Linked DNA regions of Homo sapiens: region 1 is linked to region 2. A link is a contact called in ENCODE Hi-C data. All regions are on one chromosome and are shown on one strand. Each heading gives the region's core, a stretch centred on a gene start or an enhancer-like site at or near the end of the contact. The rest is flanking DNA. Distances are from core to core; before and after follow the strand shown. Region 1 holds the start of COP1 (COP1 E3 ubiquitin ligase). Region 2 holds the start of MPC2 (mitochondrial pyruvate carrier 2).

Region 1 (4,120 bases), core at 258-2,757, 8.3 Mb after region 2:
TATGACGACAAAATGTCTATACCTAGCATTTCTCAAGTCAGAAGTTCCAGTATACTCTGTTATCCAGTATAGTACAGTTACATCTGACACAGGGATGTTATTTAACAAACGTGGTTCTCTCTTTTCAAGACACTTGGTGGAGAAGTGAAAAATCTGTTAACAGACTTTGACTACAGTCGTCTCAACAGCCGATTCCTAAGTGGCCCATCCTTTGAAATGGAAGAAGATATTTACACATACATACGATAGGTACTTACATTATTATAAAAAGCATGTCTTTATAAGACATCCATGCTTATGTTTACAGCATCATCTACCATACTTCAAATAAATTTTGACCAACTCCACCCCTCTGCATCCGAGGAAGCTTAGTCCTCTCCATTTGCAAATTTCATTCATCTCAACAAGGACTCCTGATTGACTGAGTGTTCAATTCATCAGAGAGGCAAAAATTTTAAGACTCAACCTCTCTGCCAACTTTGTTATCCAAAACCATTTATTTGACCTTCCACCTCTTCCCTCGTCATTCGTTAAACTCCCTTCACTTCCTCCTCAGCAACACTTACCTACCTCTTTATTATCCCCACCCTGCCTCGCTACTCCAACATTCCTTCACCCCACCAACCAGGAGCTCGAATGCCTGCAAACGCTCGATTCCCTCTGCAGACACCACCACAGCACCAGTATCCCAAGCTCTCCAACAAGCCACCCCCACACCAGACCCCCCGCCCCCAAGCCTAAGCGGCAGAAACTCATAATTTAGGGACAAGGAGGGAGTGCTCTTCAAACCCACCATACGAAGTCGTTGCTTTTGTCCTCGTAGGAGTTGATGAGCCCGTTGCAGAGGGGGGCGAGGAGAGGTCGCTTCCTGCTGCCGCTGCCTAGGCTGGAGCTGCTGCCTCCTACGCCGGCGCTGGGCCTGGCCGCGCAGCTGTGCCGGGACAGGCCCGTGGACACCGCCCCGCCGCCGCTACCCGATACGGCGGGCGCCACCAACACAGGCCGCACCGGGCCCCCGAGGCCGCCCGAGCCGGCGGCCTGGGCCACCCCGCCGGACACCAGCGCTGCCGCCGAAACCGCCACGGAAGGCGGCGACGGGGAAGAGGATAAAGACGAGGAGGCGGAAGTCACCGAGGAGGCCGCCGAGGACCCGGGGCTTGTCCCAGCGGAGCCCGACCCGGCCTGGCGGCTACCAGACATCGTGACTCCCTCCCCTCCAGCCGGGCGCTCGGAGGAGAGGGACCGCGACCTCGACCCTCCGCCGCCTCCCCTCCCCTCAGCCTCAGTGCATCCTGAGGACGCCCGCCGAGCCGGAGGTGGGGCTGAGGAACAATAAAGTTGCGTTTTTTTTTAAGGCAGCCACACAACAGCGTCCCACGGGAGGGGGCGGAGGAAACTAAAAAAGCGGAGTAGAAGGCACTACCGCTGTCGAGGCCGCCGCCGCCACCGCGGTCCCTGTAGCAGCCAACCCCGGCGCGCCGTGGCCGGCCGTGCGCGCGCGCGCGAGCGGCGGAAGAGGCGGGCGTGGCGGGGGATACAACTGGGGACGCAGCGGGGCTGCGCTCAGACGCTCAGGGCGCGCCCTCGGGGTCGGGGCTCCCTGGCGAAGGGAGTCTGTCTGTCCCAAGCCGCTTTCGTTCCAGAAAACGTGCCAGAGGGCAGGCCGTCTTAATACAGTGAAAGAATTGAGGAGACTGGAATGAATGGTATAGGTGGTGGGGTGGTTTGAAAGACGGGAACGTAGCGGGCGGAAACTCTCGAAAAGCGACTGCGCAGGCGCGCGCCGGGCGCGGACGCTCACGGGTCACCCAGGGTATCCGCCCCAAGCGGAGAATATCGGCGCAAGCGCGGAGTAGCCGTGTCACGCATGCGTGCGAACGCACCACATTCCGGAACGGGAAGAAGGAGCTGTCTCTCTCTTCTGAGGGGTAGGCAGGTGCTTCCGAATCGCGGAATGTAGGTGCTCATAAGCTGGAGACCCACGGAAAGAACCTAGAAGCTCCGAGCGGTTGCAGACAGCACTGCATTGAGCCAACGACTCCTGCTCTACTGATGGTGATTCCACAGCTTTGTGAGGAATAAGTTAAGATGAAGTCAGTGAAGTTTTCTGCGAATTGCAAACATTGTAGCAAGTGTTACCAATTTTATTAGTTCGACCACGACTTCACTCCTATATTTTGAAAAGCTGTTTGCCAAATTGAACATAACAATAATGGGAAAACAGATTTTGCTCAATCAGACCCAGCTCAGTCGGAACCTAGGTTTATTGTGGATCTGATATAATTCTAGCACAAAACAAGGAAACCTAGCATTTAATACCACCAGAAAATATACAATTTCTGGTAGGCTTTTTTAGAATATTGAAAATTGATTATAGGCGGGCGCGGTGGCTCATGCCTGTCATCGCAGCACCTTGGGAGGCCTAGGGGGTCGGATCACCTGAGCCTGGAGGTGAGGATCAGGCTGAACCTGAGGTTAGAGACCAGCCTGGGCAAGATAGCGAAACCCCGTCTCTACAAAAAGTACAAAAAATTAGCTGGGCATGGTGGCAGCAGGCCTGTAGTCCCAGCTACTCGGGAGGCTGACATGGGAGGATTGCTTGAGCTGGGGAGGTTGAGGCTGTAGGGAGCGGAGATCCCTACACTCCAGCCTGTGAGACAGAGACCCTGTCTCAAAAAAAAAAATTTTTTTCATTTGCCGCATTCTAAGGGGTGGGAGTTAGAAACAACTGTGTGATTTTATCCTTTTCAATTCTATCATTCTATGATTCTTATATATTTATTTGGGAATAAAGTGTGAAAATACTCATGACTTAGTAAACTACGTGCGTATTCAAGGAGGTAAAGGAAGGCAAAGGTTTTTAAAATTTAAAAAAAAATGAGAATTACATAATTGTTTTTAAACCGTTATCCTTGGCTACGAAGATCAATAACAAGGTGACACCAGTCGGAAACTGGACAGGAAGTTGCTGGGCAGATGTTTTTGCGGAAGTATTTTTTGTGTAAGATTGTGGCTTTTGGCCAGGTGCGGTGGCTGAGGCCCATAATTCCAACACTTTGGGAGGCCAAGGCGAGTGGATCACCTGAGGTCAGGAGTTCGAGACCAGCCTGGCCAACATGACGAAACCCTGTCCCTACTAAAAATACAAAAATTAACCGGGTGTGGTGGCATGCACCTGTAATCCCAACTACTCGAGAGTGTGAGGCAGGAGAATCGCTTGAACCCAGAAAGCGGAGGTTGGAGTGAGCCAAGGTCGTGCCACTGTGCTCCAGCCTGGGCAACAGAGCAAGACTCCATCTCAAAAAAAAAAAAAAGATTGTGGCTTTTGCAGGTTTTTGTGATAGTTTTTGTCATCAGGTGTGCAAGCATGAGACCCCTTCTCTTCATGACCTCTGAATCTATTTTTCAGTGTTTTAAAAAATATATTAGTGACTACCTCCCACCCCCTTTTGTTTAAGAGATGGGGCCCCCCACCCCCTTTTGTTTAAGAGATGGGGCCCCCCACCCCCTTTTGTTTAAGAGATGGGGCCCCCCCACCCCCTTTTGTTTAAGAGATGGGGCCCCCCACCCCCTTTTGTTTAAGAGATGGGGCCCCCCACCCCCTTTTGTTTAAGAGATGGGGCTGGGATGCAGTGACTGTTCACAGGCAAGTCTATAGCACAGTACAGCCCCCAAATTCCTGGGCTCAAGCAATCCTGCTGCCTCAGCCTCCCAAGTAGCTGGAACTGTAGGTGTGTACCACCGAGCCCATATAATTCCATTTTGATTACGACAGCTTTCACGGAAATTAGGCATTAAGTAGGGTAAAAACATTTATAATGTTTTAAAGATTAATTTTTTAGGAGATTAATCTTTCAGAAGAGGTGGGAAATTAGGAACAAAGACTAGGAAAAATTAAAGCAGTTCGAGCGTAAATGATAAGATTCTAGATTAGGATGGTGACAAAGAAAGGGAATATTCTGAGAAAAACACTAAGGAACTGATGGTATAAAGTTTAATTACTCTCTGTAAAACTGTCTTTACCATCCTTGAGAGTATGACCCATATCTGTCATATTCATCACTGTCTATATCAGTGCTTGACACAATGGTCAATATGTTGATTAAGTAAAAATGATGAA
Region 2 (3,835 bases), core at 1,222-3,721:
AAACTGGAAATCAGATTTAGTAACCAGTTCAGACTCCAGAGAGCTGGTTCATAATCAGATAATGGGGGAACTAGACAACTTTCCTAATGATACCAACTACAGAATACAGATTTTAACTATGTAGGAGAATAAAAGCCACTTTTCGGGTAGCACTTCAGTCTTTCAATTTACAACACATTTTCTAGTTTGCCAAGTCTTAGGCTTGAAACAGACCTCAGAATATATCTGATGTTAGCCCCTAGCAAATAAGTATTATTACAACTCACTTTATAGAAGAGGTAACAGAATTCTAGATCTTTAATAAAGGGATTGGAATCTTTCAGTTTCTTACAGTTTTTTTTTTCAACCACAAGAACACAGTTTTCCAGTAGGCAAAGAGAGATGTAACGTTTACTGAGCATTTACAAAGAGTCAAGCACATATGTTATCTGTCATTCTCATAGACCGCGTATTACACAAACAGAGATCTAGGCTTTTGCTCAAGGTCACAACTATAAGTGGTAGAAGAGAATGATATCCAGGTCTGTCCACACAAAAAGCTCTGGGTAGAGCTTGTTCAACAATTTCATAAATAAGGATAGACTTAAAAAAACACACTGGACCTATGGGATGAGAAATGACACTGACTCAAGCCTGGATGAAGTAAAGCATGCAGTTTGGGGGAGGGCTCAGTCTGCAGGCCTCTGCCAGCAGCAGCTGAAGAAAGTGACCTTTACTCCAAACCCTACAGTGCGACAAACCACCCATCCAGCTCTGCCTAGAGTGGGTTAATATGCCACAATTCGAAAAGAGAAAGAGAATGAGTGTTTCATGGTGGCCCCAGACAGTTTGGTGGCCGCAGAAGTTGAGAAGGCTCAAATCTGGAGATCAGGTTTGGGTTGGAGTCGTGCGTAAGGGAGCGGATGTCACATAGGTGGGGAAGGGAGCTGACTTGAGATACGTTGGCTTAGGAAGAGATGTTGCAGGAGAGAGGGTGAAATGCACAGGCTAGGAGAGTAGACGGCTTCACTTGAAGGGAAGGGATTGGGGCTGTGGATGCCTCTAGAGGCAGTTGTCAGAGGGCCTCTAAAAGGTCCATTTTAGAGGAAGCGAGAAGGAAGGTCTCGATAAGGAGCCATTCAGGGTCCATTACCTGCTGGATGGTTGTACAACGGCCTCAATTTCTCGGGCAGCATCAGCTCCACTTTATCGAGGAGCCGGTGGTAGGTGGCCCGCAGGCCTCGGGCACCGGCGGCCGACATCGCCGCCGAGGGATCGTTGGCAGCCGGGTGGGAGCGTGGCTGTGTTCTCGTCCCTGGCTGACAACGAAGGGGAGCTAGTCACTTTTCCTGCCACGACGACTCGCGTCCGCCTCTCGCCTGGAGTACCCTTCCCGCGGCTTTCCCTGCCCGCTGTGAACCGAAAAGCTGCGGCCCGCGCCCCGCGAAGGTTGAGGGGGCGGAGGCTGCCGACTGCCAGCCCCCGGTCCGCCTCCGGCCCCCGGCAGGAGAGAGGGAGGAGCCATGGCAACAGGTGCCAAAATAATCACCTCACCAAGTCTGCGCTGCGCCCTGCTGGCAGCGCGCTTGCGCAGGCCGAGCTGCCCGCCATGATTGGCCCGCCCCGAGGCGCGGGCGGGGTCGAGCGGAAACCTCCTCCTTCTCCCCATGCCCTCGAGGCCATGTTGGAGAAGGGAAAGTGAAGCTGCGCTGGTTCTACTGCCCTTTCACTTTGATTAAGCAGGCCCGTAGTTAAAATGGGTTTTTGGGCCTTCAGTGCCTAAAGATGATGCCGCACAATTCTCTTGCTTCTTTTCACTGGAGACTCGTGAGCGAGAGACTACAGAATTGAGTAGCTTCTCTCTCTACTCGTCTTTTATCCCTAGCGACTTAAGGATCTGGTTAGAGTGGCCCGAATGCATTCTTCCAGGGTGAGGGCAGCCGCAGCACACACCAGCCTCAGTCCCCAGGGTGGTCGTCATCTCGCGAGAAAGGGTTGGCGGGGAGGGTATCCAGGACGAGGAGAGGGAGGAGTCGCCATCGCCTCCGCCTCCGCCTCCTCCTGTTGGAGGGGGGCTGAGGGAGGAGACTGTTGCTGATCTTTGGATGTTCTGGTTAGTCTAAGAAGGAGAGTATGAGGCGAGCTCCGGCCCGGGTGCGGCCGGGCTTCAGGGGCCCAGGCGCCGCTGCTGCCACCGCCATCTAACGCTGCGCCCTGGAGGCCCGGCGCGCGGATGGTGCCGGTGCGGCTCGGGTGTTGAAACGGGTGTCCCCTCCCCCTCCTCCCCTCCCCCACGCGGTGGTCTCCCCTCCCACCCGGCTCAGGCAGAGCCATGTCTCGGGGTGGCTCCTACCCACACCTGTTGTGGGACGTGAGGAAAAGGTCCCTCGGGCTGGAGGACCCGTCCCGGCTGCGGAGTCGCTACCTGGGTGAGCGGGGGCCCCGGGGCGGAGGCGCTGAGGTCGCCGCCTAGAGTGGGGGAGGGGGCACGCTGCCGGGTCTGTTGGAGGTGGGACGGCGTCTCGGTGGGGGCGCCCGGAGACTCTGGGGTGTTGGGTGGGGCCTTGGTTGCCGAATTCCGTGCCGGTGCCTCCCCCAGTCAAGCCCCCTGTGCATGCTGCCAGCCGCCGCCCTTGCTGGGTTTTTCTCGGAGGGCCGGGCCGTGGGCAGAAGGTACTGGCTTGTAAAGGTGTTGGGGTCGCTGATGGGTTGGGACTCGGGAGACTTGCGGAACCTCCAGGAGCTGCCGCGTTTAGAGCAAAAGTTAGCTCTTTTGCTCTTTTCCAGCGCGCTTTCCCCGCTCAGCCGAAGAACCTAAGTTGTTGCCCACCCTCTCCTTCAATCTCCAGAGGGTTTAGGTGTCGGCTGCGACGCGTTGACCACCCTCAGGGACTTCACGCTCCAGACAGAATCCGTGTAAACTGTTTTTGCGGCGCTGAGCCAAAACCTAAAAGTGATAGCTGAGCTCTCCCCACCCCCGCGCGCTCTCCCAGTTCCACTCTGCTCTTCAGTTCGTTTTGACCGCTTAAAGGTGGTGTAGGGTTTCACGTTCCTCTTCCCACCCCTGGAAAACACACTTGGCATTTACAGTTTCGTAGTTAAGCTTTCTAAAAACAACCTTCAGTACTTGGGGGAACAGTATTCCACTTTTTTCGTTTTGCATAACATTTTTTTTTTGAGGATTCTAGGTCACGCCCGAGTCAACTAAAAAGTTTGGTTTCTTAAAAATGGACGTACTTAGTAAAGGTCTTTTTTGTTTCTTCCTGTATACTCTTCATTACTCTTTCTTTCTATTTGGAGATACGGCAAACAACATCATAAAATTTTTTTCTTTCCAGTTTTGCCACTTGCTAGTTAAAAAGTGTTTGTTGCTCTCATTTGTTTTTGATTTCAAGTAAAGAGAAGAAAATGAAATCTCATTACAACCAACAGTTCTGGTTTGTAAATTATTTAAGAAAAGTTAGCATGCAATTTTTTAATTCTTTTTAGTGTCTCAAGTAAAATACGAATACATTTTGTTTATAAAAACTCAATAAAAATGAAGCAAAAATCCCTTTGATCCCTCCCATTCAATTTCACTCCGCCACCCTTAGAAATAATATTTTCTGTTTTCTGAATATTCTTCCAGACCTTTTTGTTTGCATTCTTACAAGTACATATGTACATGTACAAATGCTGGGGTGTGTGTGTGTTTGTGTGTGTATGAGAGAGACACCTGAGTGCATGGTGTCATATTGTAAACATTGTTTTCACTTCTCCACATTTTGGAGATCTTTCCATGGCAGTAAAAATAGATTGATTCTGTCTTTTAAATTATTACATAGTAGGTAACATTATGAAGTACCATAGGGTACTC

Evidence for each region. Hi-C counts contacts between places; a loop is a spot of excess contacts on that map. Pooled maps may share reads with other maps.
Region 1: a loop to region 2 is called in a map of CD8-positive, alpha-beta T cell, with 20 times the contacts of the local background. The contact joins the promoter of COP1 here to the promoter of MPC2 in region 2. A Hi-C loop is called at or near these places in 1 of 168 maps with a recorded cell type or tissue (CD8-positive, alpha-beta T cell), 1 of 37 single-sample maps with no recorded cell type and 7 of 50 pooled maps.

What each region holds. Positions count from the first base shown.
Region 1 is chr1:176,205,779-176,209,898 of GRCh38, forward strand. It overlaps COP1 (COP1 E3 ubiquitin ligase), which reads right to left and starts at 1,508. Exons shown (of 20, transcript NM_022457.7): 1 at 794-1,508. The coding sequence starts at 1,200. It overlaps COP1-DT (COP1 divergent transcript), which reads left to right and starts at 1,887. Exons shown (of 5, transcript NR_185981.1): 1 at 1,887-2,093. RefSeq lists silencers at 946-1,305, 1,336-1,545 and an enhancer at 2,046-2,115.
Region 2 is chr1:167,934,601-167,938,435 of GRCh38, forward strand. MPC2 (mitochondrial pyruvate carrier 2) reads right to left here and starts at 2,472. Exons shown (of 6, transcript NM_001143674.4): 1 at 2,339-2,472; 2 at 1,133-1,298. The coding sequence starts at 1,241. It overlaps DCAF6 (DDB1 and CUL4 associated factor 6), which reads left to right and starts at 2,083. Exons shown (of 22, transcript NM_001198956.2): 1 at 2,083-2,408. The coding sequence starts at 2,312. RefSeq lists enhancers at 1,099-1,208, 1,659-1,968 and silencers at 1,379-1,548, 2,149-2,218, 2,249-2,488.